Linked DNA regions of Homo sapiens: region 1 is linked to region 2. A link is a loop called in an ENCODE intact Hi-C map of the cell type or tissue named here. Cell type or tissue: heart right ventricle. All regions are shown on one strand. Each heading gives the region's core, and the rest is flanking DNA. Links, peaks and the distances in the headings are about the cores only. Region 1 has its middle 89 kb from the start of TLL1. Region 2 has its middle 150 kb from the start of LINC01179.

Region 1 (5,386 bases), core at 272-5,271, 250 kb before region 2:
TAAAGTACTTTATTTCAATCCTTAACTAACCCATAAAGAAGATCTGGGGTTCAAAATGGTTAAGCTGCTTGCCCAAGTCCTTATAGCTAATGAGTGGCAGAACTGGGATTTCAGACTAATTTATTTGGCTCTAAAAAAATTCTGTAAAGTGTCTCCTGTTTTATTTGCCTATGGCATAAAATGAGATGTTTTCTGCTAAGTTTCAATTGGCTTATTTTATTAATTCAGTTAATCTACACAATATTAGCTAGTATTAGTAATTTAATTGGACAATATGAGTGCTCTGTGCATATGACTGATTAATAATTACTAATCAATATTTATCATTTGCTTTGGGTTGAATTCTGTCCCCCCAAAACCCATGTTTTGAAGCTCTAACCTTCAATGAAACTATTTGGAAATAGGGCCTTTTAAAACTTTCATTCTGTTTTTGAGATGGGGTCTTGCTTATTGCCCAGGCCAGTCTCAAATTCCTAGGCTTAAGCAATTTTTCTGCCTCAGTCTCTGGGATTATAGGTGTGCACCACCACAGCCAGGTTAGAGATAAGACCTTTAAAGAGATCATTAAGAGTAAATTAAGTCATAAGAATGGGACTCCGACCAATAGGATCGATGTCCTTCTAAGAAAAAGAAGAGACACCAGATATCTCTCTTTCAGAGACCACAGAGACAAGAAGGCAGCCATCTGCAAGTCAAGAAGAGAGAGCTTACAAGAACCCCGTTGTACTGACACCTTCATCCTGGACTTTTAGCTTCCTAAACTTTGAGAAAGTAAATTTCTGTCATTAAAGCCACCCATTTTGGGTGGCTTTTATTTTGTTATGGCAACCCCAGCTGATTACTACATCCCATCAAGCTAATGGGGACTTGATGACTTCTGAGGACAATGATGTTACATATGCAAAACCAGGAAAAGAAAGCATTGTGTTCATAGGGCAGAGCTTAGAGCCCTCTCAGATGACCTACATCTACCATGCAAATCCCTGATACATGACTGGAAAAGGCTAGTTTCTCTTTGGGATCAATTCAGACCTATTTCTTTCTGGCTTATTTCTCATTTGCTTTGCCTGAGGCTGTCAATAAGATATTTGTGATAAGAAAATATTTCTGGTAGACTCGTTCTTAGAATGGGGAACTGAGTCATAGAAAAACCAGCTGCTGAAAGACTCTGGCCAACAGTATATGCTCATGTTTTGTGCTTCTAGCTGTATGTTGCCTTCCATCTTCAACTCTAGCTCTTTACTTCATTGAGGGCTTGAAAAACTAGGATCCTACGGCAGCAGGTGGGCCGAGAGGAATGCACTATGGGTGAATGTCACTGGCCAGAGCTGTCTTAGCAGGACTCGGAGGACTCAGGCACAGGATTAACTTGGCTTCTTCGAGTAACTGTTTTCACCAGTGGAGTTTTTATGAGAGTCTGAGTATGTTTCGCTGGGACTGTAGTTGTACTTGTTTCTCTATTTGTACCCTACAGTAATGCGAAGGTTCTTAAAAAGAGATGAAGCTGGGTGATTTGCATTTTGAAATATCAGGAGGTTTTTGTTACCTTCTGCACTTCTAAAACATTTGGGATCTCTAAAGTGACCACGTTATTGTTTCCGATGCATCACAAAGTGTGAGAGAAACATTTCTCTTTCCCCATCTTCCATTTCTGGACATCCATCCCTTCAACATCTCTACTTTCTGAAACATTTTTTTCCCTCTCTCTGCCAACTGTAGAAGTCAAGGATAGTACAAAAACATTCAGATTGGGAAGCAGCCAGTGGATTCTGCTGCTAGGGATGTTCTGCCACTTGGGCTGTTTATGGAGTATCACTGTGCCCAGGAGCTGTCACCCCCTTCAGAGGGTGGGGAGAATATTTTGTTATTGTTCACCCGCATGATTCTAATTGCACAAACATAGGGTTCCAAGGTCGGGGACCTTTTTTTCCCTCTGTTCTAATAGCAACAATAAAAAAGAATTTGTATGTTAGCATCCTGATTCTTTGTAGGGGAAAAAAATTGTGCTCTGTTTTGTCACTGATGTTTATCTTTAAAATTAATTTTGTATGCTATGGACCACACCTAATAACTGCTACAGGGCTAATTCAATTTATAGAAATCTTATAGAAATCTTAGATAGATCGATGAATTTACATAAATTCTTCCTCAAAAATCCCATGCTTTACAAAACAGTGTACACAACAATCTTTCTAAAAAGAAATTGGTTTTTAGAATCACATCATGTAAATCCAGGTATAGCATGCCCCTTTGACTCATTTATTAATGCATGTTAATAGAAGATATTCAATAAATATTTGTTGATTACAAGGATAATTTTGAATGAATCCTGTGGCAAAGAAATCCCAGTGAAGTGTGGATATTTCCCAAGACACTACCCATCTGGCTTCAGTTTGAAATAAGCAGTGGTTAGCTTTATTGAAGGGACTAGACAGAGGTCACTAGAGGAGTCAGCCAGAATTTGGAAGTGGAATACTGCTGGCTCCCAGCCCTGTTTCTAGTAACTACTCCACCCTACTGTTCCCAAGAGAACAAATGTGCATTTGATAGCTGAGCAGGTGGCATGGACCACACTAATAAACAGCTCCTTTCCTGTAAGGGAGCACTGGACTAGGTTTATGGATTCATGAACTTTCCTGTGGGGAAGCCATTATGTCTAGTTAAAATTGTAACTGAAAACATCCGTCTCTATCAACTTCTCAGTAATTCTAATCTCGTTTAGTCCAAAGCCCCTCAACACTGCTCCCCTCATTGATTCAGTTGAGGGTATGTACAACCTGCTCCCAGGCTCAAAGACAGCATGAGAGACAACTGGAAATTATTCAGTTCATCTGTTTGTCATGAGGAGTGGCTGTGGATTTAGTCCACCTGCAAATTAATGCTGGGAAAAGGAAGCCACTTGGGGTTCAACAGGTCTCTTTCCCTGTTTTTTTTTTTTTTTTTTTTTTTTTTTTTTTTTTTTTTTTAATGTGTGTACTTCCTCTGCTTCTCTCACGAACTCCATAGCTTAGGAATTCCAAGCCATTAAATGAAATTAAGACACAGGCTTATTATTTATTTAGAGCCAAAAGGTTACAATCAACTCCCCTCCAACAATCAACCAATATCCTTTTGTTTACTGGAAATATAACAGGAAAACACTACCTTATATCTAAATGACTTGGGTGGGGAGGGTGGCATTTTCATAAACGCTTGTTGAATTTTCCTAATTAATCAGAAGCCTTTGGCACAAATCGTCAAACTGTTGAGGCTTGAGACCCAGGGCTGGCAGAAAACTTGTCAGCAGAAACTGTCTTTTGTGCAATCTATGTGCTACCTGGCACAAAAAGTACTTAGTAAATCTTGATTATGATTACATTACAATGGTTAATTAGCAGAGCTTTTCTTTGTCCTTACAAACTTCTTTAGACTCTTTGTCATTAATGAATTGAGGAATGAGAGTTTCCCTGGGTTTGTAGGCAAAGGAAAAAAAAAAAGTGAGAGAGTGAGTTTTTGTTATTTTCCAAAGGATATCCCTTGTGCTGACAGTATTCCATGGCGTGAGCCCCACAGTCCCAAAGCCAACCACTCAAGCTGGCCAAAGAAAACGCTGACCCTACTGGACTTGAGTAGGTCAAGGAGTTTTATGGTGAATGGAGAGTGACTGTAAAGTTAATCTCTTATTTATGTTACACCGTGATAATCCTGCCTAAGAGTAACAACAGCCACAAAAGTCAGGAAGTTAAAAAGAATTAACAGCACAAAAAGAGTCTTAGACCATCTTTTTGTTTTGACAGTTATTGGTGTAAACTTGACGGGAGGTTCAGTTGTTAAAAAAGCATTTTTAAAGTCTAGTTAAATGCTTATATCTTATAATAGCATATATTCTATTTAAAACAATATCAAATACTCTGAACTATAAAACTGTAAAAAGAAAAATAAATTTGTATATGCAAAATTTTTAAAATTAAAGATAAAATGGGCACCTTATTTGGAAAGCATTCAGAGTATCTCAGAAATGATTTAAGACTTTTTTTTTTCCAAGACTGGAGTTGAATTAAAGAAAGTGGGCAAGGAGTAATTTTTTAAAATGGGTTTCCAGTTTACAGTTATTTTATAGACATTTTCAGCAAGGACATAGTAAAAGGAAACATTTAAGCATATTATGAAGTACTGAGGTTAGATGAAAAATAATTTCCTGAAGGGATTTAGTCATTGGAATAAGTCACCAAAAGTAAGCTCTGAAATCTTTTTCTCTAGAGGTCGTTAAAAGCATGATACATTTCATCTCTCAAGGACAGAGTTGTATGTGAAGATGGATAATCACACTAAATAATTTCAATGAGAATATGAATTTTTCTGACTATAAGTAAAGATGTTATTTCTTCAAAAATGCTTAAAATGGAAAAAATTATTAATTAGTTTCCAATAGAGTGACTGGGAAAAGGCAGTTTTATAGGAGCTTCCATTGCTTCACTCAAAAGAAATATCTCTCAGCATATGTGTTGTTGTTGTGGCCCCTATAAAATCATTAACTTCAATTTTGGCTCTCTTTCTATGTGGATATAACAGTCCATGAATTCCTATTTGGAATCCCAAGCAGTTACATAACTTATTATATCTTGCCAAGATCAGTAATGTTTCTTATTGAGTAGTTTGTTTATAAGAAATAGCAATTGTATATCATAGGTGAAAAGAACCCAGAAAATAAGATTAGATATTAAAACTCTCATGGGATCATTTTTAGAGTAATTTCACCCATGAGAACATTGTTCACTAGTGAATGAAGACTGATTTAATTCCAGTGGTGTAATGTTATACTAATCTTAGAGATGCAATACAGCCTTCTGAGGGATTTATGTACCAAGAGCTATGCCACTGTTTCCCAGTAAAATAGATGAAAGCAACTCACAAATACATGGCTCATTCCTCTATACATCTCTGAAATGAATGGATAAGTGTGGCAAAGAAGCTATTGTCAGAAAAATAAAAGGAGAAAGAAAAAAGCTAAAAGCACACATGAGTGTAAGGGAAGCGAAAATAAGGAAATGCCAGGTGAACAGACAAAGAGGAGTGGTCCCAGCAACATAGGAAGAGACAAAATATCATGGTGCCACATGGACCCAGCGAGGAGAAGTTTCAATAAAAACAGGGGTGCACACCTGACTCAAGGGCTAAAAGAAGCCAAAGAGATGAGGACTAAGTATGACCATTTGACCTGACAGGACATTATCAAAAACGTTTGATGGTTAGACACTAAAGTGGGTAGAAGAGGAGAAGGAGGGATGCCAAGTGAGGAAGTAAATATAGAAGTTATCTAAGTATTTTGCTGGATTATCTATAATTGATTATGGACAGTGGAAGCATTCACAAGGAAGAGCGAAACCAGATGAATCAAGGACGTTAA
Region 2 (5,386 bases), core at 191-5,190:
GCACAAGACAGGTATATGCTGTCACCACTTGGTGACAACTGCCCTAAGGCCTCTACTGCTTCAACATACAGGTATCACAAAGTCATTTTCAAAGATAAAAATGACACCTCATATGTATATGAAATTCCTTAGGAACTATCGGGACATACTCCAGGCTGCCACCTACATTGATACTGTATTTGAAAGTTTGTAGAACTTTCAAACTTTCTTATTCTAGGAAAGCTACTTTGTTACTCCAGGAAACTTTCCCAGTACCTAATAAAGAGTCTCTGTGGTTAGACTGCTCCTCTATGCTTCACTGCGTCAGTGGAAAATGGAGCATCTCTTCCTGGTGCCATTGAGAGGAGAGAGATCTTCTTTCACTCTCCACCCAGTGAACTTACTCATCCTTCAGATCCTGCTGGGAGGTCACTTCTGAGAAGACTTCCTGCTCCCCCTCACATACCCCAAAGTCACTCACTTGTCCAGCTTTGTAGTTTTCAATACCATCTAAATGATGCCAATTCCCAAATGGATACTTTCAACCCAGACGTCTCTCCTGCACTTGAAATGAGATCGTTCTGTTTGGACAGATAACACATAATTTTTTTTTTTTTTTGACAGAGTCTCACTCTATCACCCAGGCTGGAGTGCAGTGGCACGATCTCGGCTCACTGCAACCTCTGCCGCCCAGGTTCAAGCAATTCTCCTGCCTCAGCCTCCCTAGTAGCTGGGACTACAGGCGCCTGCCACCGCACTCGGCTATTTTTTTTTTTCTTTTTTTTCTTTTTTTTTTTTTTTTTTTTTAGTAGAGACGGGGTTTCACCATCTTGGTCAGTTTGGTCTCAAACTCCTGACCTTGTGATCCACCCGCCTCAGCCTCCCAAAGTGCTGGGATTACAGGTATGAGCCTGTGCGCCCGGCCTGATAACACATAATTTAAACTTATCATGCCCAACACTGAACTCCTGATTTTTGTCCCAAAAACCTGCTCTACCCTCAGTCTTCTCCATTTCAATTAATGGTTGTTTCACCGTTCCGTTGGTCAGGACAAATGTCTGGCAGTCACTTATGCCTCCTCTCTCTGTCTCCTAAGCCCCATCCAACCCATCAGGAGATCCTTCAGGATGGCTTCAAAAGACATCCTGAATTCTACCACTTCTCAATGCCTCGATAGCTGCCACAAGGTCCAAGCTACTAATCTCTTTCTCCGGGAATCTTGGTCTCCTGGTTTCCCTCTTTGACCCCTAAAATATTTTAAATCACAAGAGTCAGAGTGATTCTGCCATAAATAAAACGGTGTCACATCTCTGCTCTAAACCTTCCATGACTCTGGCTTAGTCCAAGCAGACGTTTCAATGGCCGTAAGGTCCTACATGATCTGCCTCCCATTACCTTGGGGGACACAGACAACCCACAAAATAAGTGCTACGGAAAAATATGAAGAAGGGACATGAGAGAAGTGGCATTGAGAGGAGCCTGTGACTTTGACTAAAATTCTAGGCTCTAAGGGACTTTGGCCAAGTCCCCTAGACCTGTATTCATTCCCTTCCAGTTATGTTAACCTCCTTGAGGTTCCTTGAACTCACCAGATATGTTCCTGCTCTAGGGTCTTTGCATTTGCTATTCTCTAACCAGAGTAGCTCTTCCTCCGATGTCCACATGGCTCTTTCCCTCCTTTATTTAAAGCTTTAAGCCATATGACATCCTCTCAGTGAGACCCTCTGTGACTACACTAGTCAAAGTCACAGGTTCCTCCTCAGTGCCACTTCTCTCACATCCCGTCTTCATATTTTTTCCATAGCACTTATTTTGCGGGTTTTCTGTGTTCCCCAGCTCAAATATATTTCCACATGGACAGGGATCATTATCTGCTTAGCTCACTGATGAATCCCCAGCACCTAGAATAGTACCAAGCACAGAGTAGACAGTTAATAAGTATTTGTTGAGTGAATCAAATCAGACCACCCATTATAAAATCACTTAACATATCTCTTTGTAGCCTTTCTCGTCATTGTAATTGGTCAATTTTGTTAATTATGAGATTACTTAATGTCTCTCTTCTGCTAGATTATAAGTAACAAAGAACTGAGACTGAGTCTTCATACCACTAATCCCCTAGCAACTTGCATAGTGCCTGTATTAGTCTGTTTTCACACCGCTATAAAGACATACCCAAAGCTGGGTAATTTATAAAGAAAATAGGTTTCATTGACTTACAGTTCCACATGGCTTGGGAGGCCTCAGGAAACTTACAATCATGGCATAAGGGGAAGGGGTACGTCTTACATGGCAGCAGGCTGGAAAGACTGTGCGTAGCAAGAGAAGAGGGAAGAGCCCTTTATAAAACCATCAGATCTTGTGAGAACTCACTCACTCTCACAAGAACAGCGTGGGGGAAACTGCCCCCATAATTCAATCACCTCCCACCAGATCTCTCCCACAATACCTGGGGATCACAATTCAAGATGAGATTTGGGTGGAGACACAAAGCCTAACCATGTCAGTGCCATTACTTAGAAGATGCTTACCAATATGTGTTGAATGAATAAACTGCACCAAGAAGCAGTTAGCATTGGATTCTAGTGCAGGCTCCATATTTGTGACAGCATTACAAAGAGATCATCTTCTGGAAAAAGTGCCCTGATGAAGCAATAAAGGGTTGCTAGATACATTAGAAATAGACAGAAAACCTAAATAAGAACCACATAGGTGACAAAGTACTTAAGGCAAATATATAGATGGTTATGCCTGAGTACAATTGAGAAGGGTTGTTTATGCGTAGGCGCGATTTGTGTGGGTTTTGAGGTGTGTTTTTTCTTATCTTTTTTCTTTCGTGTGACTACAATAGTATCATCTTTCTTCACTCACTTGTTTGCATCTGGGAGGTATCAAAACTTCCTCAAGGAATAAGAAAAAAGAATGTTACAAGATTATTTCAGAATATTCCAGATACATAAACAAAGTTACAAATCTGAATTGTCTGAAGGCTAAAAGGGAAGTCAGACAATTTTTCACTCTTAAGAATAATTTGGTTTGATACTTTTAAAAAATAGGTTTATATATTTTTACTCCTAGCATACTCTGGAGAGTCTTTTTAAAACTGCCTTAGCATAAAAATACATTAAACTTGCTTTGAAGTTGGGAAAAATTGGTTTTCCTAGATTTTTCATTGGTGTTATACTGCCATCTAGTGACCACAAAATGTATGACTTACCTACACAGCTGAAAGACGAACACAGGCTGTCCAAGGCAAAATCCCCAAGTAGCTTATCTAGCCTGTCAAGGTCCCTTTCCATCAGTTGAGAGGGGCACCCTAATAGACGAATGTTTGTTCTTGACATGTCCCAGCATGAAAAACTGAATTTTTATGTTTGTCTATCAAACACGCAACTTTTATAAGTAAGTTTTTGTTGATAAATCACTTTAATCAGACTTATGAAGGAAATGCTTTATTGGGAGTTATAAACCGTTAATCTCTCCACTACTTCTGACTTCATAGTAATCAGGGGATTTCTCATGTCAGATGGACCTCAAAAACTTTCCCATTTACTTCAATCCAGAGGAGCTGTGAGAACACTGTAGTAAAAGGGAGGCATAGAGCAACTTCTTTCCATCTAGATGTATGTGAAGAAAAATACTTCTGCTTATTTCCTGACATTGACTATAATCATAAAATGGCTGCATTTTATAAAATTATTTATGTTCTAATAAATATATATGATTACACTCAACTGACCCTCAAGTCCCTGGAAAAGGCTATTTACCTTTTGTGGAAAATGAAAAAAAAATGTCTTCAGGATTACAGTACACTCTAGCACACTCAACAAGCCAGTAAAATCTGAAATGAACTATACCCTTTCTGCCAAACGTTTGTCTAGCTTATTTGCCTTCATTTCTCATCACACTTCATTTGTGATTTTAAAAAAGTAACTTGTCTGGTTGGTTGGTTTTATCTTTTCCTCAATAATTTCCACATTTATTTCTAAGGATAACATAGAAAGAAAAACACCATATGATACAGAAATTGGAATACATTCCCTTACTTGCCTCTTATATAAACACGGAGGAATTGGTGGTGTGCACTTGTAAGATCACCTTGTCTGGCTAACATCTGAAATGGACAGTTCTGAAATACAAGAAGTTCTCTAACTTCCACAGGAAACCTCTTCAGAATGGATGCACATTTACGAGAGCAAAGAGAGAATGGCAGTGCAGGCCTTATCATCTAGAAATCTGTTCCCATCAAAGAAGCAATAACTTCTCTTCTTCTTTTATTCAAGGGCATAAAATGAGTGCTTCTCATGAGTAGGATAACTAGAATTATGAGTAGCGCATGTTCACAGTATAGATTTCTAAGAAGGAACAGTAGGCAAGGTAGGCATAGAAATTCCAAAATCAGAGACTGAACCTTCTCTACTTAGGTAATTCTTTAGTAAGTAACAAGTAATTAACTAATTTTATTTTACTTTGTCTTTGTTGCAAAATTGTAAAATAAAGTTGATCTTAAATGTTTGTTAAGGAGATTATCATTACATGTGTCATTACATACTAATATGTCTTTTTTTTTACAGTGTTTGAGGAAAAGATTGTTTTAAAATGGTTCCCTTTGTGTTTCACCCTGTTCTATGCATAAAGCAATAAGGAGATTTCTAAATACCTACAGCCTTTGTGTGCATTTCAGAGCATCTTTTCTCCATCCGTTTTGTGTCCTTTAACCATAGATTACCTCCTCCGAAAAGACATCCTAATCAGATGGAAGTAACATGAGAGTTTTTTTTTTCCATTTCTATGTATAACTTTAAATATTTTACAATAAAGGAGTAGAAGTTCAAAAGCACAAAATACCAAAAATATATCCACAAAATAATGAAAAACCAGTGTACTAGAATGGAAGGCTTGTATTAAGAAGGAAGGACTGATGGAGATTGTGGTGGACTTTGCAAACCAGGCTAAACAGCAGGGACTTCATGCTCAAAGTGAGTGAAATTCAATTTAACAGCTTAATTGGAGCAAAATATCGTTGTTTTTATTTCTTTTTCTCATGATATTTATTTTGAAATTTCAATTTATAGTAAAGGAAAAGATGCAATTTTTATATTTGTCAAAGAGTACATGATTTTTTAAGTTGAAAAACAGTGCGTACTCAGAAAGAAGCAGCCACTTAAGGTTGAAAAGGGCAGGTCTTAGGAAAATTACTTTGGCAGCAATAAGAAAGACAAGGCTGAAGTCAGGGAGTCTAATTAGGGGGCCACTGACAAAGTTCAGATACAAAAGGCAAAAGGGCCAGGCCTGAGTGGTAGTGGTTAAATGGAAGAAATAGGAGATGTTTTTTAAGAATTGATTTTTTTTTTTTTTTTTTGAGACCGAGTCTTGCTCTGTCGCCAGGCTGGAGTCCAGTGGCACC

What was found. A loop is a pair of places that touch in the nucleus more often than their neighbours do. Peaks named below come from ENCODE experiments on the same cell type or tissue, not always from the same donor. Only the 100,000 strongest peaks of a DNase experiment are listed, where the experiment ranks them.
Region 1: it touches region 2 in a loop (2.2-fold over the local background); 7 of 110 quality-filtered maps call a loop at or near these places.

The regions. Positions count from the first base shown.
Region 1 is chr4:165,781,995-165,787,380 of GRCh38, reverse strand. No RefSeq gene overlaps it. Among named protein-coding and RNA genes, the nearest start is that of TLL1, 89 kb to the left of the region's middle. In heart right ventricle, for the core only: no CTCF peak of the experiment used is centred there; a DNase peak (open chromatin) is centred at 2,500; H3K27ac peaks cover 854 bases.
Region 2 is chr4:165,534,995-165,540,380 of GRCh38, reverse strand. No RefSeq gene overlaps it. Among named protein-coding and RNA genes, the nearest start is that of LINC01179, 150 kb to the left of the region's middle. In heart right ventricle, for the core only: CTCF peaks have their summits at 2,967 and 3,170 (motif pointing left); no DNase peak of the experiment used is centred there; H3K27me3 peaks cover 538 bases.